Regions from separate parts of the Homo sapiens genome. Here region 2 is linked to region 1. A link is a loop called in an ENCODE intact Hi-C map of the cell type or tissue named here. Cell type or tissue: ovary. All regions are shown on one strand. Links, peaks and the distances in the headings refer to the core of each region. The heading gives the core; the rest is flanking DNA. Region 1 has its middle 66 kb from the start of LINC02635. Region 2 has its middle 39 kb from the start of PARD3-DT.

Region 1 (8,431 bases), core at 170-8,169:
CAAAAGGAGAAAGAAACAGAATCACGCTGGTTTCATTCCTGACTCTATAGTCTATGACAAATCAAATTAATAAAAATGAAATCAATAATATAGAACTCTCATATAATCTATGTTAAACATGATCGTTCATATATATATATACATATTCTCTACACATAGAGCATATTCTTATTTCAAGAATATTCAAGAATAGAACATTCAGGAAAACTGACCACATATGAGGCCACGAAAAAAACCTCAATACATTCCAGAACATAGAAACAGCATAGGCAGCCTTCTTTGGTCACAATGCAATAAAATGATAAATTAATTTTTAAAAACAGATAACAAAAATTCCTTTTCACCTGAACATCTTTAAAGTTTATCCTATATGAATTTAAAGAAATTCTTCTTAACTCTTGGATCAAAATATAATATTAACCTAAATCACAGGACTTCTAGAAAATAAAAATAACAAAAACAATACATTTTCCACACCTTGGAATCTATGAGATAGTGTTAAGGTAGTAGTGGAAGATAAATTCATAGGTTTAAATACTTAAATAAATAATAAATAAAAACCAAATGAACCAAGCATCTAGCTTAGAAAAAGAACAATAAAATAAACTGAAGGGATGTAGAAAGAATGAATTAATAAAAATAAAAACAGAACTTTCTAACTTAGTGAATTAGAAAACAGAAAAAAAAGAAGTAAACTGAATCTTTGGGGAAAAGAATTAAAGAATAGAAAAGCACTAGCTAACTTAATACAGAAAAAAAAAGTAGAAAATGCAAATGTACAAAATAAGAAAGACTAAGAGAAAACCACGAAACTATATTAAATTAAAACAACCATAAGGAAATACTTTGGTCAACTCCATGAAAGTAAAATTTGAAAACTTGGATGAAAAATACAATTTTCTTGGAAAATATAATTTAGCAAAATGGATCCCAAAGAAAAAAAATCAAAGCATTCTGATTCTCATACAACAAAGAGAAAAAGTTGCCAAAGAGTTCCCTCAGAAATGCCCAACTAGTGTCACAGGGGCATTCTAAGATATCTTTAAAGAGCAGGTAGTACTCAATTCTGTGTAAATTGTTCTAGCATGTAGAAAAGAAGGAACATGCTTGAATTATTTTATGAAATATAACATTGATTTCAGAACCTGAGATGGCACACTTCAACCAAGAAAACTACAAATGCATCTCATGTATTAATGCAAAAATCATAAGAAACAAATAACTTTCAAAAAATTACATGGGAATAATGTGGGGACAATTTTGTGACCACTGTTTAGAAAATGCAATCTGACACAACTTCGAGTATGGACCAGTTGCCTCAGGTGAACCCTGGGTGCTGGACCTGGAATCAGCCAATGGCCGTGTTCCTCTCCCAGATAGCTGCCCAACACCACACCCTTAATGCACATTCCTTCGTGGGTTCATTCTTCAGCAGGCAGCACAAGGCCATTCACTGCTCCTACTGCCTCTTTTTATATAGTATCAGAAAGTTCCAGAGAGACTGGGCACAGTGGCTCACGCCTGTAATCCCAGCACTCTGGGAGGCCGAGGCAGGTGGATCACCCGAGGTCAGGAGTTCAAGACCAACCTGGTCAACATGGTGAAACACCATCTCTACTAAAAATACAAAAATTAGCTGGGCATGGTGGTGCATACCTATAATCCTAGCTACTCGGGAGGCTGAGGCAGGAGAATCACTTGAACCCAGGAGGCAGAGGTTGCACACTGAGCCGTGATCGCACCACTGCACTCTAGCCTGGGTGACAGAGGAAGACTCCGTCTCAAAAAAAAAAAAAAAAAAGAAAGAAACTACCAGAGAGTTCCAGAACCTTCCTTCAAAACTGGGAGATTCCTGGCCCTTATTCAAGAGGTCCCCCCTATGACTAGCTGCCTCCTCAGATAAACAACATTTCCAGTGATCTTTAATGGATGATTATGGGGTTCTGTGATGCCCTTCGGTGTAACACATTTGTGTATTTTTTGTTTGTTTTGCAGAGATGGGGTCTTGCTATGTGGACTAGGCTGGTCTCAAACTCCTGGGCTCAAGAGATTCTCCTGCCTTGGGCTCCCAAAGTGCTGAGATTATAGGCATGAGCCACCACACCCAGCCCATATTTGTGTTTTAATTGTGGACTTCCTTCACTTTTAGCTCCTTTAAATAAAAGATTCAGGCATTAGAGGTATTGTGTCCTGTTAAGAGGAAGGACATTGGGGTGGGGGGCCTAGTAAGCATTTGGCGTCTCCCATATTACACAGTGTAAGTGACTTTTGATGGCTTCAATAGGCAGCCTAGCCTATTAGTACTGCAGCTGGGGACCCACATGGTATCTGGTATTTCTACCACAAGTTAGCTGAGGTATTTGTAAAATCAGCATATTCTTAGGTGCATGTTGTCTAAATCATGACTGCCAAGCTCCCAGGAGGAACTCGACTATCCTGTATTTCCAGGATTTCTCCCTTTTTCGGCTGCACCCGGTTGAGCACTTGCTTGTAAGCCCAGGTTTCCATGCCTAGAACTAATGGTTACCCCAAGGCCCTCTCTTTGCCCTGCAACTGGATGGAATGTATCCCATGAACTCTAAAGGGAACCCAGCAGACAGAACATAGCAGTCACTACCTTTAGAAGAAGCATCCTCAATTAGTTCTCTTTCAGGCTGGAGTTACTCCCGGGCTGGGAGTATCCAGCTTCAGGGAAGGGCTGTCAACCCTGACCCCTGACCCCTCAGGCACGGGGTTGGCTTCTGCAGACATTCCCAGGGCACCCCCTTCTGCCAAGCTTGGGTGTGGACAAGTGTAATTAATCGGGTCCTCACCACCAAAGCTTGTTCAGATTTGTCAGTTGGTTGTTTTTTAAATTATTCTGTTTGTCATTCTTCTCACTGAGGCAGCGGGCTGTTTATCCTACAACACACAGGCAAAGGTGAATCGTGTTAAATGCAGGGAGGAATTAGGGGAGAAGGATTTGGTTTGATGGGGAATTTTCAGAGGAAACGAAAATCAAGTTTATAGATAAAAACAAGGTAGGAAGCAAAGGATTGGGAGATTTTCAGCCTGTATTACAAAGAATCGACTCTTGCTTCTTCCTAGATGCTGAGTCTACATGGATTAGAAGAGAGACGCTCACTTCATCCAGGACACAAAGAGAGCAAGCTTGCAGAGCACTTGCCCAGGCCTGCATCCGCCTTCCCTGCCTTCCCTCGGATGGGGCTGGGTGATTGCAGCGGCCTTCACCACATTGGGTAGAAGCAGGGAGACATGCAAATTAGAAAACCAGGAGATCGTCACAGCAGATCAGTTTTCAAAATCTGGGCTGGACATAAACTGGAGTACTTCTAATCTGATCAGGACACCTGGGGCTGTGGCAGGAAGCAAATTCTATTTTTCAAAAGACAGGAGAATTGCTCTGAGTATCGTGATGGCTCGCATCATCTTTTCCACCAAAATTCCAAGACGCCTTAGCGTTGCTGGATATGTATTGTAAGCCCTACAGCCTTCATCTCATCCAGACACTCGAGATAAAGAAATGTTAGCCGGAGTTTAAACCATAAGAACAGATATGACTGAAATGGACCTCATTTCACCGGAGATTCCCAAGTCAGATTCACAAACACATGGGGCGTCCTGGTGGATAAACCTTTCCCCGGAAGACACATTTGTGAAGAGTCTTGGCCCCCAGTGTTGAGACTGATTCGGCGTCCTGAAATAACAACCCGCTGCCGAGGCACTCCACTCGGAAGGGCGTGAGAGCCTGACCTCTGAGGCTGAAATTACAGACCACCCTGTCAGGATGCACGGAGCATGTCGAAGAGGACGAGGCTGGTGCCCGACAGTTGACGCAGCCCGCCTGTTGGCCACAGGGAGCCACTGAAGGCAGATCTCACGTCACGATCAGTGGCCTCTGCACGTCTCTGTGAGGCTGGGGAAATGTCAGGGACTGAGGGACTCCCACTTCATCTGCAAGGGGAACAGGGAAAGGCCATCAGTACCTTCACAAGAACAGAAAAGCTTCCAAAGCAAACTGGAGCATGTCACTTGGTGCGACGCACATGCCGCACGGCCAGCCACCGCCACTCCCCAATTTCTCCTTTGCTGGGAAAGCCCTAGTTTTGTCATGGTGTCCACACATCTCCTCTAAGGCTCAGAGGCAAACCTCAGCATTTTCAGCCAGTTCTAATGGCTCCATTCCCCCAGGCAGTGATTTATCTAGGGACGTGGTTGTGCCCATTTCTGGCCATATGCAAAATAAGAGGGAATGGGGAGGGAGTTCTAAGAAATGTTTTCTGGTTTATAAAGAGTTAGGAGGCTGGGCATGGTGGCTCACGCCTGTAATCCCAGCACTTTTGGAGGCCGAGGCGGGCAGATCACGAGGCAAGAGATCCAGACCATCCCGGCCAACATGGTGAAACCCCGTCTCTACTAAAAATACAAAAATTAGCTGGGCGTGGTGGTGCGCGCCTGTAGTCCCAGCTACTCGGGAGGCTGAGGCAGGGGAATCGCCTGAACCTGGGAGGCGGAGGTTGCAGTGGGCCACGATAGTGCCATTGCACTCCAGCCTGGACAACAAGAGCGAAACTCTGTCTCAAAAAAAAAAAAAAAGAAAGAAAGAAAGAAAAAGAAATATTAAGCGATTCCACATTGAATTCCTAATACAAAATAAAAGAGAAAAAAATACTAGGCAATATGAGAGTAAAAAGCAACAACCATTTGTATTACATATATTATTTATCTTATGGAAATGGTCCTGCAAGTTAGATATTAATTTCTTTGGTTTCTATCTGAACAAACTCAAGTTCAAAGCAATTAAGCAATGCTCCCAATCTCACCCAGCCTAAGCTCATCTCTTTCCACTGTAGGCTCGTGCAGATATTTAGGTGGAGAGGAAACTGCACCACAAGTAAGACCTAAAACAGGCTTATCATTTGTTTTCCTTCTGGCAACAGGAAAAAGAAAATCTGTCCAGATTTCCAAATCTGTCCTCTGAATGGGTCTGTGCAAACATCAGGACCTAAAATAGATCTTCCAATAAATAGCACAAAGTAGGGGGGACAGGAGGAAGAAGTACACCGGCCATATAAAATAATACTGTCCTCTGTTCCAGGAGCATTACATATATCATGTCATCTCCATCAAAGCAGGCATTATGATGTTCATTTTCTAAATAAGGAAATGAGAAAGTTAATTCATTTCCCTAAGGTCACAGAGCTCTGAGTAACTGAACTGGATTGGAAGCCCTCTCTGTGTGAGGCCAAGGCCTGAGCTGCTTTTCCCTTAATTGCAGGGTACATGTGTGAGTGTGCATACATATGCACATGTGTGAGTGTGCATACATATGCACGTGTGTGTGTGTGCACTTGTGTGCATATGCGTGTACGGTTCCAATTTTATGAGTTTGTAAACTTTCTGTATCAAGTAGAATATACCCATCTGTCAGAGTAAGACAGGAGTAAAAATTGAATTAAATGAAAAGTAGGACTGCTAAGCAGGAGACCAAATTCTCAGCACCAAATCTCAGGCCCAACACAGGCACCTCCCACCTACCACTGCCCACTCTGGGGCAGCCCAGAAACCCTGAGTTCATCAGGACAGACCCTGGGAGACAGAGCACAGAACTGTAACCTGGGCTGGCGGAAACAACTCCTCCTCTGCCGATCCCCCAGCAAGGAGCCGGCTGCCCTCACCCCCACTTGCATTAGCTAACTTTTTCAAAAATGAATCAGAGTTTCAGATGAAGCTCCATAAAACCGTGGGCTGCTCTGAGACTGCAAATTGCTAGCAGATGTCTTTTTGGTTCGAGTACAGTCACATTCCTGCCAAGCATAAAAATGAGAGGTTAGAGAACAGATCATTTTATTATCACATAAGGAAAACCAGCCAATTAAGCCTTCATGTTTTTCAGGTATATGTGGCATGGATTTTGAAATCTCCTTGCAAAAGGACCATATCTTTGATAGCTAAAAAAGGCCTTGGCTCTTCAAGGTGAAGTCCTTTGCATCTGAATTTTATTCATTTGAAAACACAAAATAGGGTGTGTATTTCTTTCTTTCTTTTTTTTGAGACAAAGTCTCGCTCTGTCGCCCAGGCTGGAGTGCAGTGGCTCGATCTCGGCTCACTGCAGCATCCACCTCCTGAGTTCAAGCGGTTCTCCTGCCTCAGCTTCCCTAGTAGCTGGGACTACAGGCATCTGCCACCGTGCCCGGCTAATTATTTTCAGTAGAGACAGGGTCTCACCATGTTGGCCAGGCTGATCGTGAACTCCCAACCTCAGGTCATCTGCCCCTACCTTGGCCTCCCAAAGTGCTGGGATTACAGGGGTGAGCCACCACTCCCAGCCAAGGGTGTGTGTTTCTACATTTATTACCTATCAGGGCAGAGTGATTTTCTTTTAAGCTTTATTTAAACATGCTACAGGCCACTCTAACATACTTTATTATTAAAATTTCATCAGAGCCTGAACCATTTTCTTATTTGTTCTTGTTCTATAATCATATGTAACAAATTATAGGATTTCAGCTGAAAGGTGATGTGTGTGTATATATGTATATGCTATAATTTTTCTTTTTGTGGGTGGTGGGTGGGGCTTTATGGTGCATATTTTTACTTATCAAGCTTAGAGTGTGTTTGTCACAAAATTTCCATTTTAAGAGTACTTACTAGTCTGATTAAACACTTGTAAAAATGTCAATGGTCAATAACCTTTTAAATGAATCAGCTGAGCTTGACTAGGATGAGCTTAATTTAGCAATTAGCCTGGCCAAATTGTCTGTTATTATACAAGAAAAGTTTATAATAAAGTACATGCCTCAGTATAATAACTTTTGCCAGGCACAGTAAATCAAAAACCATACGTCTGCTGAGTCAGCTCCAACTGCAGGGACGGCAGCTAAAAATGTCTCTGACTTACAATGAAATTTGTATCCTCAATGTTTAACATTAAACCTAAAGACAAGGCCAGGTGCCGTGGCTCACACCTGTAATCCCAGCATTTTGGGAGGCTGAGGCCGGGGGATCACGAGGTCAGGAGATCGAGACCATCCTGGCTAACACGGTGAAACCCCCGTCTCTACTAAAAATACAAAAAATAAGCCAGAAGTGGTGGCGGGCGCCCATAGTCCCAGCTACTCGGGCGGCAAAGGCAGGAGAATGGTGTGAACCTGGGAGGCAGAGCTTTCAGTGAGCCGAGATCGTGCCACTGCACTCCAGCCTGGGCTACACAGCGAGACTCCATCTCAAAAAAAAAAAAAAAAAAAAAACCTAAAGACAAACACTGCAAGTTCAAGAATACCAGCAGAGTTATATTTTCTCAGTGCAGTTCAAATCCATGAATCTGCTAGCTTCTTTGTGGTAGGAGACTATGAAGCTCATAGGGGGAAAAAACTGGCCATATTTCTGAATAGTGAATTCAGCTAGAAACCAGCAGGCCTATAACACTTGTTTTTGTTTGGCTACACATGGCCCTGAGCCACAAAACATTGCAGAGCAGCCCGGGAGCTGCTACAAATGAACTCTGCTGCCCACCCCCTGGCAACCCCATGACATTTTCATCCTGAGGCTGTAAGTGTTTTGATGCTTCTCTGGTCTTGATCATACAACCCTTCATCACTCAGAGCTGAATCTCTTAGATGAAATGGTTTTCATTTTGTTTTTCTTTTTGTTTTGAGACGAAGTTTTGCTTGTCGCCCAGGCTGGAGTGCAGTAGTGCCATCTCGGCTCACTGCAATCTCTGCCTCCTGGGTTCAAGCAATTCTCCTGCCTAAGCCTCCCTAGTAGCTGGGATTACAGGTGCCTGCCACCACGCCCAGCTAATTTTTGTATTTTTAGTAGAGACAGGATTTCACCATGTTGGCCAGGCTGGTCTTGAACTCCTGACCTCAAGTGATCCAATCGCCTCAGCCTCCCAAATTGCTGGGATTATAGGTGTGAGCCACCATTCCCAGCCGATGAAGTGGTTTTCTGGTCCTTTTTTTTGAGACTGACTTTCACTCTGTCGCCCAGGCTGGAGTGCAGTGGTGCAATCTTGGCTCATTGCAACCTTTGTCTCCTGGGTTCAAGCAATTATCCTGCCTCAGCCTCCCAGGTAGCTGGGATTACAGGTGTGCGGCACCACACCTGGCTAATTTTTGTGTTTTTCGTAGAGACGGGGTTTCACCATGTTGGTGAGGCTGGTCTCGAACTCCTGACCTCAGGTGATCTGCCCACCTCAGCCTCCCAAATGCTGGGATTACAGGCGTGGGCCACCGTACCTGGCTGGTTTTCTAGACCTTTAAGCCAGTTGCAGCACAGCCCACTCTCCAAATTTACAAAGCACACTCCTCCCACCCCCGCCCACCCGCCCCCCCCCCCCACCCGCCCCCCCCCCCCGTCAGATGGATGCATTTACCCTTAGCTCTGCCACCAAGACCTAAGCAGAGAGCAGGGAGCCTATAATCAATCA
Region 2 (8,431 bases), core at 42-8,041, 53 kb before region 1:
ATCGCTTGAACCAGGGAGCCAGAGGCTGCAGTGAGTCAAGATCATGCCACTGCACTCCAGCCTGGGCAACAGAGCAAGACTGTGTCTTCAAAAAAAGAAAGAAAGAAAGAGAGGGAGAAAGAGAGAGAGAGAGACAGAAAGAATGAAAGAAAGAAAGAACAAAAGAAAGGAAAAGAAAAGAAAAGAAAGAAAAAAATAAAATTGAGGTCTGCAAGAACTTCTATATCCTTAGACCAATCAAGGGGACATAAAATAAATAAAAGATAGCAATCTAATGTCTTAAGAAAACTTGATGGAATTAAAACTTATGAAAATTGGTAAGAAAATTTGTTTTTGTTTTTGTTTTTTCCAGAAGTATCTACTTTTACAAAAGGAGAACCTTCCTTCTGCAACTGCTGAAGAGGCTCCTCCTAAAGGTACACAAAAATATTCAGCCTGAGTCATGATAAAATGATCATCTGAAAAACTGAAGTACAAGATGACCTGCTTTCTCCTGTGAGAGATCCTTCTAAACTCACATGTGGCACAGGAATAGGCCTTTGGGATATGACAATTTCATGGTGTATTTCCCTACACGTTCAAATCAGATTCAGATTTCACATTTGCATTGTGTGAGAGTTCTCATAAAATAGAGTGATGTCCAAATGAAAAGAGGCTTCATCTCATTCCCTAAGGATTATTTTCACTAACTCAGCTAAATTTGAGATAGACGCAAATTATACAGCCACATTTTTCCATGTTAATCATAAAACATTTTCCAATAGGAAAAATAACATTTTTATAAAGAACCTAAGAATGCCATTGTAACTTTGGTTTTCTACTAATATAATTCAGCCATGAGCTAGCAAATATACAATTTCTGAATCACCCGGGAGGTTGTCTGAGATGATTATTAAGAGTCTATGGCTCTAAAATTATGAGCTGTTTTGAGGAATTTTTTTTTTTTTTTCTTTTTTTTTGAGACGGAGTCTCGCTCTGCTGCCCAGGCTGGAGTGCGGTGGCACAATCTCAGCCCGCTGCAACCTCCGCCTCCCGGGTTCACGCCATTCTCCTGCCTCAGCCTCCCGAGTAGCTGGGACTACAGGCGCCCGCCACCAGGCCTGGCTAATTTTCTTGTATTTTTAGTAGAGATGGGGTTTCACCATGTTAACCAGGATGGTTTCGATCTCCTGAACTCGTGGTCCGCCTGCCTCGGCCTCCCAAAGTGCTGGGATTACAAGGCGTGAGACACCTTACCCCGCCACAAGTCTTTTAAAAAAAAGGATAGCACATCACAGGCTGCAATTTGTGGCAAGATAATATGCTTTTATCTATCTCTTTACTATTAAGCCTGTAGATCTCTAAACGCATTATCATTTACATATATCTAATCTTTTTTTTTTTTTTTTCAGATGGAGTCTTGCTCTGTCACCCAGGCTGGAGTGCAGTGGTGCAATCTCGGCTCACGGCAACCTCCACCTCCCGGGTTCTAGCGATTCTCTTGCCTGAGCCCCCTGAGAAGCGGGGACTACAGGTGCTCACCACCACACCCAGCTAATTTTGTATTTTTAGTAGAGACGGGTTTTCATCATATTGGCCAGGCTGGTCTCAAACTCCTGACCTCGTGATCCACCCAACCTTGGCCTCCCAAAGTGCTGGGATTACAGGCGTAAGCCACCGCGCCTGACCTCTGATTGTTTTAAATACATAAAATTGCCCTGAAAAATTAAGGCTGTATAAAAATTAAGAATTAAAAATTTATATTTGTAATGTTATGGCCTGGGTAATTTTGCCTCATACTATCTTCTAACCTTTTTTTTTTTTTTTTTTTTTTTTGAGACAGAGGCTGGCTCTGTCACCCGGGCTGGAGTGCGGTGGCACGATCTCAGCTCACTGCAAGCTCCGCCTCCCTGGTTCAAGCGATTCTCCTGCCTCAGCCTCCAGAGTAGCTGGGATTATAGGCACCTGCCACCACACCTGGCTAATTGTTGTATTTCAGTAGAGATGGGGTTTCATCATGTTGGCCAGGCTGGTCTCCAACTCCTGACCTTGGGTGATCCACCCACCTCGGCCTCCCAAATTACAGGTGTGAGCCAACACATCCAGCCCATACTACCTTCTTTCCTTCTTTTTAAAAATGATTGTTAAGTTGCGTCAGTGCAGTAGGCAGCATGTCTCATAAAAATATTTTTTAAAATATCATAGCATAGAGAAAACTTAAGCATAAATACACTTTCATTAAAAATATCATAATAGCTTATATTCTCTCTTAAAAGAAAATGTAAATTTAAAGTTCTCCTGAAGGTAATCTTTTTACTCTCCTGCCTTTAAAAAAAAAAATCTAAACTAATTTAAGGTTCTTTGGCATGAGCATTAATATTGAATAATGTATGCTTTAAAATAAAAGTTTTCTTTTGCGTATAAAGAAGGCTTTAGTATAAAATAGTTTGACCTGTTAGAAGAGTATTACAGGAAACTAAACACAGGGAAATCGAGGAAAAACTAAATGTGAATACAGGAGGCTGGAAGGTCAGTTGTATTATCAGGAAGAGCTGCAGTACCAAGAGGTGGATCCTGGAGCCAGACCACCTGGGTTTGATTCTGTCTTTGCCACTTACAACCATGTGACCTTGGCCACACCAGTGAACTTTGCTGGGACTCAGTTTGCTCATCTGTAAAACAGAAATAATAATAAACACCTACCTCATGAAATTGTGATGAAGATTAATCAATAAAATACATATTCATTGGCAAAGTGTCAGCATGCATTTGTTCATACATTCATTAATTCATGAAACATTTCATGAGCATTTTCTATGTGCAGGGCACTATTTTAGGTACTGTAAATACATCAGTGAACAGAAAAGATCAAAATTCCTGCCCTCATGGAGCTTACATTCATGTGAGGAGCAGAGACACTCCGGATACGTTTTGAAGGTAGAGAGCTCAATAAGGGTCAATTATTATTATTACTATTATTATTACTATTATTATTACTTGAGACAGGGAGTGCAGTGATGTGATCTCAGCTCACTGCAATCTCCACCTCCTGGGCTCAAGCGATCCACCACCTCAGCACTCCAGGTAGCTGGGACTAAAGGCATGCACCACCAAGCCCAGCTAATTTTTTGTTAGAGACAGGGTCTTCTTATGTTTTCCAGGCTGGTCCCAAACTCCTGTGCTCAAGTGATCCTCCCTCCTCAACTCCCAAAGTGTTAGGATTACAGGCGTGAGCCACAGCACCCAGTCATTATTATTACGGAGAAAAAGAACATAATATACATGACAATCATGTAGACAGATTTGTATTGATTGGTTGAGTTAATGAAAATTTGTATTTAATAAATGAATAATTAAATAAATATATATTATTTAATAAAGCCTATGCATCTAATTGAAGAAATATTCAGTTCCCTGTTCTTATGGTAACTGAATACACATTAGGAGCCTGTGAAGACAGCTTGTTCAAATGCAGAAGTGTCACACCCGCCCCCTGCACCACCCCCACCAATGTTCTCGAGCCTCTGAATGGCTATGCTTTCTCAGCTTCTTTTCTTTCCTTTTTTTTTTCTTTTTTTCTTTCTTTTTTTTTTTTTTTTTTTTTTTTTGGCGTGCAGTGGTGCTATCATAGCTCACTGCAGCCTTGAACTCCTGAGCTCAAGGAATCCTCCTGCCTCAGCCTCCGAGTAACTGGGATTACAGGCATGTGTCATCATGGCCGGCTAACATTTAGAAATTTTTGTAGAGGCTGGGTGTGGCGGCTAACGTCTGTAATCCCAGCACTTTGGGAAGCCAAGGCGGGCAGAGTGCTTGAGGCCAGGAGTTTGAGACCAGCCTGGCCAACATAGTGAAACCCTATCTCTACTAAAATAACATATATTAGCTGGGCGTGGTGGTGGGCACCTGTAATCCCAGTTACTTGGGAGGCTGAGGCACGAGAATCCCTTAAACCTGGGAGGCAGAGGTTGCAGTGAGCTGAGACTGCGTTACTGCACTCCAGCCTGGGCGACAGAGCAAGACTCTGTCTTAAAAAAAAAAAAAAAAAAAAAAAAGAAATTTTTTGTGGAGACAGAGTCTCACTCTGTCCCCGAGGCTGGGCTTCTCAGCTTTTCAAGACAAGGCTGCCTCATCAGACCTCTGCTCCCTCACATCACCCGTTTCATCCTGGGGCTCATCCTACTGTGTTCCTCCAGGTTACACGCAGCCCCTGAGCTCTTCTTTTGTTTGTTGTTTTTCTGCTGCTTCCTGGATTTCTGTCAGCAATCCAGCTTCACAAATTGCTTGGCTGAGGTTCATATTTGCCGTCTTCCTTTGAAACTGTGATTCACAGTGTACACCCTTTAAACAGAATCCTCTCAGCCTGCAAGACGAAAAGCTTGTTTTAAAAACAAATTGCAGAACAGGCTGTCTACCCAGGGTTTTCACGCAGCATGCTCAGATGGGCAAATATAACTAAGAGGGCACATTCAAAATCTCTATTTTTTAAATGAGCCAAAATGTTTTTAGATGCTGATCAGATGGTGATGTCACTTTGCACCTCCAGGGTGCCCAAAGACAAATCCAGTCAGCTGAGAAAACAAACTTTAAAATTAGAGCTTGAAAAGGAAGACAAGAACATGTTGACCATCTTCAAAGTAGGCTTAGAATTTGTCTAAGATATATTCAAATTGGACGTTTTGATTTATTATTTATTTATTTATTTTTGAGATGGAGTCTCTCTCTGTCACCCAGGCTAGAGGGCAGTGGCATAATCTCGGCTCACTGCAGCCTCTGCCTCCTGGGTTCAAGTGATTCTCTTGCCTCAGCCTCCCAAATAGCTGGGATTACAGGTGCCTGCCACTATGCCTGGCTAATTTTTTTTTTTTTTTTTTTTTTTTGAGATGGAGTCTCGCTCTGTCACCCAGGCTGGAGTGCAGTGGTGCGATCTCGGCTCACTGCAACCTCTGCCTCCCGGGTTCAGGAGATTCTCCTGCCTCAGTCTCCCGAGTAGCTGGGATTACAGGTGCCTGCCACTATGCCTGGCTAATTTTTTTTTTTTTTTTTTTTTTGAGATGGAGTCTCGCTCTGTCACCCAGGCTGGAGTGCAGTGGTGCGATCTCGGCTCACTGCAACCTCTGCCTCCCGGGTTCAGGAGATTCTCCTGCCTCAGTCTCCCGAGTAGCTGGGATTACAGGCATGTGCCACCATGCCTGGCTATTTTTTTGTATTTTTAGTAGGGATGGGGTTTCACCGTGTTAGCCAGGATGGTCTCAATCTCCTGCCCTTGAGATCTGTCCACCTCGGCCTCCCAACGTGCTGGGATTACAGGCGTGAACCACTGTGCCTAACCCTACATTTTCGTATTTTTAGTAGAGACAGAGTTTCACTATGTTGGCCAAGCTGGTCTCAAACTCCTGACCTCAGATGATCTGTCCGCCTCGGTCTCCCAAAGTGCTGGGATTACGGGCATGAGCCACTGTGCCCTGCCTGGACATTTTCATTTAATAAGAAAAGGTGGTGATCATGATAGGCTTATAGGATCATTGGTTTATAATTTTTTTTTTTTTTTTTTTGAGATGGGGTCTTTCTTTGTCACCCAGGCTAGAGTGCAGTGGCGCGATCTCGGCTCACTGCAAGCTCTGCCTCCCAGGTTCAAGTGATTCTTCTGCCTCAGCCTCCAGAGTAACTGAGACTACAGGCACACACCAACATGCCCGGCTAATTTTTGTATCTTTAGTAGAGACAGGGTTTCACCATGTTGGCCAGGATAGTCTCAATCTCCTGACCTTGTGATTCGCCGGCCTCAGCCTCCCAAAGTGTTGGGATTATAGGCATGAGCCACCACACCCGGCCGGTTTATAAATTTTTAACTCTAGACAGAGCTTATGGTTATCACTTCTCCTCCCCATCTGTCATGTGAAGGAGGGAAAGTGATTAACATTGGCCTCTTGGTGTTATTTAGGGAATTCAATAAGGTAATGTATGTTGGCTGGATGTAGTGGCTCATGCCTATAATCCCAGCACTTTGAGAGGCTAAGGTGGGAGGACTGCTTGAGTTCAGGAGTTTGAGACCAGCCTGGAAAACATAGCAAGACCCTACTCCTACAAAAATAATTTAAAAATTAGCTGGGCATGGTGGTTCACACCTGTAGTCCCAGCTGCTTGAGAGACTGAGGTGGCAGGATTGCTTGTGCCCAGGAGGTAGAGGCTGCAGTGAGCTATGATGGCACTGCTGCACTCCAGCCTGGGTGACAGAGCGGGACCTTGTCTCAAAAACAAACAAACAAAAATATATGTCAACAGTACCATGCCTGAGCAGAGCAATTGTTCAACAAATGTTGGCTGTTATTGTTATTTTCTGTGTAGCTGAGGCAATGTGCACCTGCCTGAGAAGAAACAGGGGGACAAAAGCCTGGTGTTATGTCTATGACCTGTCCACCTGCAGCATCATAAGAACCCCTGTCTTCTGGCAGGGTGTGATAGCTCATGCCTGTAATCCCAGCACTTTGGGAGGCCAAGGGAGGCAGATCACTTGAGGTCAGGAGTTCAAGACCAGCCTGGCCAACATGGCAAAATCCCGTCTCAAGCAAAAACACAAAAATTAGCCTGGTGTGGTGGCAACCACCTGTAATCCCAGGTGCTCGGGAGGCTGAGGCAGGAGAATCGCTTGAACCCAGGAGGCGGAGGCTGCAGTGAGCCAAGATCTCACCACTGCACTCCAGCCTGGGCAACAGAGGAAGTCTCCATCTTAAAAAAAAAAAAAAAAAGAACCCCAGTCTTCTTGTAAATTATTTCCCACTGTTTCAGAGAACCCTGCAGGAGCGTCATGAATCTGTTTTGAGAAGTGAGCCCTCTTAGTTGCTCCAACGTTGATGTCGTTTTTCCTAAGCGTCCAAACACTCTGACAATGGCCACATGCAGCCCTACTTGTCTGCCCTGGACATAGCCAGTCAGGTCCTCCTGAGGCTACCAAAGCCTTCTACCCTTCACTTTCCTGTTAGGATGCCTTAAGGAGACATGCATGGAGCAGGACTTTCACGGTTACCACCTGCTCTGCTCAGGGTTCCAGCACATATTCCATCCCCTCCTATCCGGGCCCTTTTCTCTCGCCGGATGTCTTCCTTCTGCTGAGTTATTTGCCTGGGGTGGCCCTAGAGGATCTGCCCAACCTGTTCTCCAAAATCCCAGAATGATTCAGACTTTCCCTCCCTCCCTCCCTCCCTCCCTCCCTCCCTCCCTTCTTCCCTCCCTCCTTCCCTCCTTCCCTCCCTCCCTTCCTTCTTTCTCAAGACAGGGTCTTGCTCTGTCCACGAGGCCAGAGTGCAGTGGTGCAATCGTAGCTCACTGCAACCTTGAACTCTTGGGCTCAAGCGATCCTCCTGTCTCAGCCACCCAGGTAGCTAGGATTACAGCCATGTGCCACCATGCCAGGCAATTGTTTTGTTTTTTGTAGAGACAGGGTCTCACTATATTGCTCAGGCTGGTCTCAAACTCCTGGCTTCCAGTCATCCTCCCATCTCAGCCTCCCGAGCAGGGTGTTCATGGGTCCCAGATCCAGCGTGGCACTGACGGTTGTGTCAATTTGGACAGCTACTGCCCCTTTCTGTACCTCAGCTCCTTCTCTTTTAAGTGGGGATAACCATATCCCTGACAGGTTTCACAGTAAGGATTAAATGAAACAACTCAGGTAAAGTGGTGAGCATGGCATCAGGGGCAAAGTCAGCTCTCACCATTGCTGCTTTTATTATTCCCAGATCCCTATCGCCAAGAGTACAATTCCAGGCAGACTTCTGGCCAACACCATCCTCTGCAAAACTGTTGCTCTTCCCTCCTCGCCTTTATCTACCACAGCAAGATCCTGCCATTTCTAGCCCAGAAACACCTTTGGAGTCTACCTACCCTCCTCTCCATACTGGTTACCATTGTCTTCCTTCAGACCTTAACAGAGACCCTGGAAGCATTGCAATAGCGTCCTAAATAAACACGAACTCCTATCTTGTCCCATTTCCTTCCCAAACATTCTGCACATTGCAGAGATGTAAAGATAGCTGACCCATTCACCCTCACTGGCAGGAAAAGGCAAAAACTCAACACACTGGATAGACATGAAAGGCACTTCACAATCCCCACACCTGCACCCTCAGACTCACGGTGCACCGCTCTGCCCTGAGGGCCTCTTGCTGTCAGGCATCCGCACTGTTCTAGGTCTGTGCAGTGAATCTCACCACCCTCCACTGACTGTGCGGGCTTTATACCGTGGCCCCTTACTCAGACAAGTCATTCTGTAAGTTTCTGGAGCTGACCTTTGGCTCTTTGTCTTGGAAATGAGCTCGTGACCCCTCTCTGAGTCTGGACACCTGAGTAATCACTGCCCTTGCCTTCTACTCAGCTCTGAGGGGCATGGCTTCTGGGGCATCTCTACCATCAGAGAGAGGATAGCACAACCTGGTCACCCAAAACTTCTCATCCATCT

Evidence for each region. Hi-C counts contacts between places; a loop is a spot of excess contacts. Peaks named below come from ENCODE experiments on the same cell type or tissue, not always from the same donor. Only the 100,000 strongest peaks of a DNase experiment are listed, where the experiment ranks them.
Region 2: a loop joins it to region 1, with 2.2 times the contacts of the local background. A loop is called at or near these places in 2 of 110 quality-filtered maps.

What each region holds. Positions count from the first base shown.
Region 1 is chr10:34,902,989-34,911,419 of GRCh38, forward strand. No RefSeq gene overlaps it. Among named protein-coding and RNA genes, the nearest start is that of LINC02635, 66 kb to the right of the region's middle. In ovary, for the core only: no CTCF peak of the experiment used is centred there; no DNase peak of the experiment used is centred there.
Region 2 is chr10:34,850,087-34,858,517 of GRCh38, forward strand. No RefSeq gene overlaps it. Among named protein-coding and RNA genes, the nearest start is that of PARD3-DT, 39 kb to the left of the region's middle. In ovary, for the core only: no CTCF peak of the experiment used is centred there; a DNase peak (open chromatin) is centred at 4,085.